Linked DNA regions of Mus musculus: region 2 is linked to region 1. A link is a loop called in an ENCODE intact Hi-C map of the cell type or tissue named here. Cell type or tissue: left cerebral cortex. All regions are shown on one strand. Each heading gives the region's core, and the rest is flanking DNA. Links, peaks and the distances in the headings are about the cores only.

Evidence for each region. Hi-C counts contacts between places; a loop is a spot of excess contacts. Peaks named below come from ENCODE experiments on the same cell type or tissue, not always from the same donor. Only the 100,000 strongest peaks of a DNase experiment are listed, where the experiment ranks them.
Region 2: it touches region 1 in a loop (7-fold over the local background); 2 of 42 quality-filtered maps call a loop at or near these places.

Annotation. Positions count from the first base shown.
Region 1 is chr10:22,034,933-22,037,749 of GRCm38, forward strand. No RefSeq gene overlaps it. Among named protein-coding and RNA genes, the nearest start is that of Gm34267, 22 kb to the right of the region's middle. In left cerebral cortex, for the core only: a CTCF peak has its summit at 1,520; a DNase peak (open chromatin) is centred at 1,530.
Region 2 is chr10:22,203,377-22,206,193 of GRCm38, forward strand. All of the region lies in intron 5 of Gm26740 (a long non-coding RNA gene), which reads right to left. Among named protein-coding and RNA genes, the nearest start is that of Gm51760, 13 kb to the left of the region's middle. In left cerebral cortex, for the core only: no CTCF peak of the experiment used is centred there; no DNase peak of the experiment used is centred there.

The sequences.
Region 1 (2,817 bases), core at 298-2,797:
GCAGTAGCCAAGCTGGATCATAGTATAGGGCTCATGGCTGTCAGAGCAGTCATCACCGGCAGTTTACCCTTAGTCTACCCAAGCAACTGCCACCCAAGCAGGCTGATGCTCTGTAGACAGTAAAGACTCCCAGGGCTGAGGATCTAGTTCATCGATAGACACCCTGAGCTTTATCTCCAACACCTCAAGGTGGGGGGAAAAGGGAAAGCCATCGGGAAAGCAAAAGCATTTTCTGAAAATAGATAAAGGCTCAACCGAGAAGATATTTATAAAGTGGCATTTCAAAAGAACAAGCATAAGAAAAACTGTCAACAGAGAAGGAGGAATTAGTGCAGTAAAGCAAGATAACCCTTTAAAGAGAAAAGGTTTAAAGTGGATAACGCTATAAATCAAGTTAACACTTTAAAGCGGTTGGCCAGGATATTTTGAGGCTCTCTCTTCAGTGTCCTGACATGACTGGGAAGAGTTTCACTCATGAAAAACACGTCCCTGTATTTTAAGAAGTTTTCTCAATTCCTTGCCTTTAAGGAGAGGTAGAAGTTGAGCAAAGGAGATGGCTCAACGGTAAACTGTTTATACACAATCCCTCGGAGCAGAGTATGATCTCCCAAAACCCACATAAAAGTGCTGAGAGTGGTGTGGTCTCCTATTATCCTAGTTCTGGGGAAACAGAGACAGGAGGGTCCCTGGAGGTGACAAAAGGCAAGCTCCAAGTTCCAAAGAGAAATTCTACGTCAAACATAGTCACCAAGGCCTTTAATCTCAGTACTTAGGAGGGAGAGGCAGGCAGATCTTTATGAGTGGGAGGTCAGCCTGATTTGCATAGATGGTTCCAGGCCAGGCAAAACTGCTTAATGAGATCCTGTCTCAAATAATAATGATAATAATAATGATAACAATAAATAAGAACAAAAATGATAATAATTTGTTGTTGGCACTTGGACGGATCTAAGAAAGCATCATCCTAAGTGAGGTAACCCAGACCCAGAAAGACAAAAATGGCATGTTCTCAGTTGTAAGTGGATATTAGCGGTAAAGGATAATCATGCTATAATCCACAGACCTAGAGAGGCTAAGTAACAAGGAAGGCTTAAAGGAATAGGGTGGGGGTATTGGGGCGAGCACATGGATCTTCCTGGGAAGAAGAAATAGAATGGATTTTGATGGCAAACTGGGCGTGGCTGGGGATGGGAACGGGAGTGATCTGGTAGAGAGGGTGGAAGGAGAGTATTGGGAGGGACGACTGAAATTGGTGGACATTTCAGGAATGAGATAGAAATGTAATGCAATGGAAATTCCATATAATCTATAAGGGTCATACTAGCAAGGACTTGTAATGAGGGACACAGAGGCTGAACTGGCCATCCTCTGTAACCAGGCAAGATCTCAAATGGAGGGATTGGACCCTACCACAAAACCTCAGACCTACAGTTTGCAGGATACACAGGAACCAGAGCCGAGCACAGTCATGTCAGAGATCAGAGTCTTCATCCAGGAACGGATAGGAACAAATGCAGTCCCACAGCCAAACATTAGGTGGAGCTCGGGAGTCCTGTGGAGAAGGTGGAGGAAGGATTGGACAGCAATAAAGGACACCACAAGAACATGACACCCTCAATGTAGCCATTTTTACTATATTAATCCTGCCAATCCATGAGCATGGGAGATCTTTCCATCTTCTGAGATCTTCAATTTCTTTCTTCAGAGACTTGAAGTTCTTATCATACAGATCTTTCACTTGCTTGGTTAGAGTCACACAAAGGTATTTTATATAATTTGTGACTATTGTGAAGGGTGTTCTTTCCCTGCTTTCTTTCTCAGCATCTTTCTCCTTTGAGGTTTAGTAAAGTTTCTTTTATGAATGTGGATGCCCTTGCATTTGGAGCATAGACATTCAGAATTGATAGTTCATCTTGGAAGATTTTACCTTTGTGAGTATCCCTCCTTGTCTATTTTATAGTAGTCTCCTGAGAGGTTCTACCACTGCCTGACAAATACAGAGGTGGCTGCTTGCCCCCAACCATTAGAATGAGCACAAGGTCCCCAGTGGAGGAGTTAGAGACAGGACCAAAGAAGCTGAAGTGGTTTGCGGCTTCACAGGAGGAACAACAATATGAATACTACTCCCAGATTTCCCAGGAACTAAACCATGAACCAAAGAGTATACTTGGAGGGAACAGTGTACTCCAGCCACACATGAAATAGAGGATGACTTTGTTGGACATCAATGGGAGGAGAGGCCCTTGGTCTCATGAAGGCTCGATGCCCCAGTGTAGGGGAATGACAGGATAGGGAAGTGGGAGTGGGTGATTTGGTGAGCAGGGGATGGCAGAATGGGATAGGGGCTTTTCAGAGGGGAGACCGGGAAAGGAGATAACATTTGAAATGTAAATAAAGAAAATATCTAATAATAAAAAAGAGGAACAGCTCTGCTGCTGCGAACTCCAGGACAGTAGTAGTTTCCCTCAATTAACACCTTTTTGTAGAATATCTTTCTATGTCACTAACCTTCTTGCTATTATCCTGATTTGCACACACCATCTCTTTCCAGCTGGGATACCACCAACGTATTCTGTTCTCTCCCAACACCTGGGGTTTTATATCCTTAGGCCCTGAAAAATAACTTATCTGCTCCCCTAGAACTTCCCTGTTTTCCTCCACTCATGGCCCTTAACTGAACTCTGCATGTGTTTTCATAACTCGTTTTCCAATCTTTGCCCTGGTAGAAACCCAGATTTTGGTGGAAAGGTTTCGGGATTCTGTGAGTAACCCCAAAGTAGAGAGAAAGTGGAAAGAGAGTGAATAGTTAAAGCTTTC
Region 2 (2,817 bases), core at 289-2,788, 170 kb after region 1:
GTCAGGGGGAGGAATTGCCTTGATTCCCCCAGCCAAGTTTCAAAAACTTTCTGTGGTTGGGACCATTATCAGGAAGTGACCAAGATCTTCCCTCCCTTTCAGACAATTAAAATCGCACCTTTGGCCTCCAGAGTCTACAGAAGCAGCTATGGAGCTGACTCCCAGTAACAAGGTCCTTTCCTGCTGCTTGTCTCTGCTGTGCCTGCTGTCTGTCTGTCTGTCTGTCTGTCTGTCTGTCTGTCTGTGTCCAAGGATAGAAGGTGAGCTCCTGAGATCCTAGGGGGCAGAAGGGTGATGGGAGTGGGAAGGAGCAGGGAACACAGGTTAAAGACTACCCATGTGAATTTCCAAATCCTGGGGTGGGGGTTGTGGTGGGGGAGCACAGCTGTCTCTGTCTTGAGCTAGTCAGTGACTTCCTGGGACCTGAACCTAAGAGGAATCCCAGGGACACAGTGTGGAGGACAGGACCTCCTCAGCCCAGAGACTCTTTTGAAAATACTCTAGGTCCCAAGTTCTTTGGAGTCCTCTCCCCACCCCTTCCCTCTTTACCTAACCTGGCTCTCTCTTCAGGAGTTCTCTGGACCTTTTGCTTCTGAACTACTCAGTGTGCTAATCAGGTTATAGCACAGGCAACCAACAGCTGCTCCACACATTCGCACCCCTCCCCCCAAAGTCTGGGACTTTTGCTGAAAGAGTTCACTCTGTAGCCCAGGCTAGCCTTGAACTAGAATTTTGGACCCAAATATAAAAATTAAGGGCCTGTGCCACCACACCAAGATTTATAACCCACTTGTTGTATGCAGAACTCACCCAGCTCATCTCCCTTCCCTGCCTATTATAATATGCCTCACTATTCCACTCAGAAAAGGACTTTAATCCCTTCCTTCCTTCACAGGGTGACAACAGGCTTAAGTGGTCCTTAGTTGGGCATATGGATGCTTCTGCCCCTGCACCTGGGCCTATGTAGACCCCTTCCCCTGGAGGCAGATCAGATAGTGGGGTTCATTTAGACAGAAGTCTGTTTTTCTGTAAAACAGGAATAATTTCAAATTGGGAAGTATATTATCTGTGCCTCTGCATCAGATACTCAGTTGATGACTAGTAGGTCAGATTTTCTTTTTTGTCTTTTTTCTTTCCTTCCTTCCTTCCCTCCTTCCTCTCCTTCCTTCCTTCCTTCCTTCCTTCTTTCCTTTCTTTCTTTCTTTTCTTTAAAAAATTATCTTAGTTTTCCAAAGATGAAAATATATTTTAGTTTCAAAAGAATATGATGATCATGGCCTTCATTTGCCAAACACTTATTAGACACTAAAGAATTCATGTCTCATTGCTCCACTTAATTTATATATCAATCTGATAGTATCAAAATTATATACTATCTTTTTTTTAACTTTATTTAATCTTTATTTACAGTTAGGATTTCATCCCCCTCCAGGTCTATCTTCTGACTGTTCCAGATCCCACACCTTCCCCCAGCCCCCACCCCCCCAGGAGAATGTCTCACAAAGGGTAATTTGAAAATTCATCTGGAATAACAAAAAACCTATTATAGCAAAAACTATTCTCAGTAAATAAAAAAAACCTCTGGTGGAATCCCCATGCCTTAACTCAAGGTGTACTACAGAGCAATTGTGATAAAAACTGCATGGTGCTGGTACAGTGATAGACAGGTAGACTAATGGAATAGACTATCCAGAGACTACCCCACCTGGGGATCCATCCTATAATCAGCCACCAAACCCAGACACTATTGCATATGCCAGCAAGATTTTGCTGAAGGGACCCTGCCTGGTATAGCTGTATCATATGAGGCTATGCCAGTACCGGGCAAATACAGAAGTGGGTGCTCACAGTCATCTATAAGATGGAACACAGGGCCCCCAATGGAGGAGCTAGAGAAAGCACCCAAGGAGCTAAAGGGGTCTGCAACCCTATAGGTGGAACAACAATATGAACTAACCAGTACCCCCAGAGCTCATGTCTCTAGCTGCATATGTAGCATAAGATGGCCTAGTCAGCCATCACTGGGAAGAGAGGCCCCCTTGGTATTGCAGACTTTGTATGCCCCAGTACAGGGGAATGCCAGGGCCAAGAAGTGGGAGTGGGTGGGTAGGGGAGCAGGGCAGAGGGAGGATATAGGGAACTTTCAGGATAGCATTTGACATGTATATAAAGAAAATATCTAATAAAAAATAGTCATGCATTATCATGTATGTGTAACAGCATATGAAAAAATTATTTAAAAAGAGAAATACTTTGCCAGGAGGAAATCGGCTTCACTTTTGTGCACTATAATATATACCTTAAACAATACCTTGTTAATTCCACTTTTCTCCTTTTAAATTCGTTTTATTTTAATTAATTTTCTAATCAGTGTTTGCATATTTGTGTGTGAGCCCAGGTATGTGGGGGTGTGAGGTCAGAAGTGTTAGGCATTTTACTCAATTGCTCTCTATTTGTGAACGTGTCTCACTGAGCATAGAACCCACTGATTTGCCTAGACTGGCTGTCCAAGGAGCACCAAGGGCTGTCCTACCTCCATGTGCCCAGTGCTGGGGCTACAGACACCTGCAGCAGTACTAGATTCCTTACATAGATTCTGAGGGGTGGAATTTGAGTCTGCATGCTAGTACTTTGTACTTGGTAAATCATGCACTTTAGCAGCTAAGCTGTCTCCCCAGGCCAACTTTCTTTCATTTTTGTCTACTTTATAAAAATCCATTCCTCCATCATGGAACCATAAATTCTAGGGAGAGGTGCTTGGGACACGCCCTTCTTCCTAATATGTCAGCTTACTCTTTTCGTGTCTTTCTGGGAAGG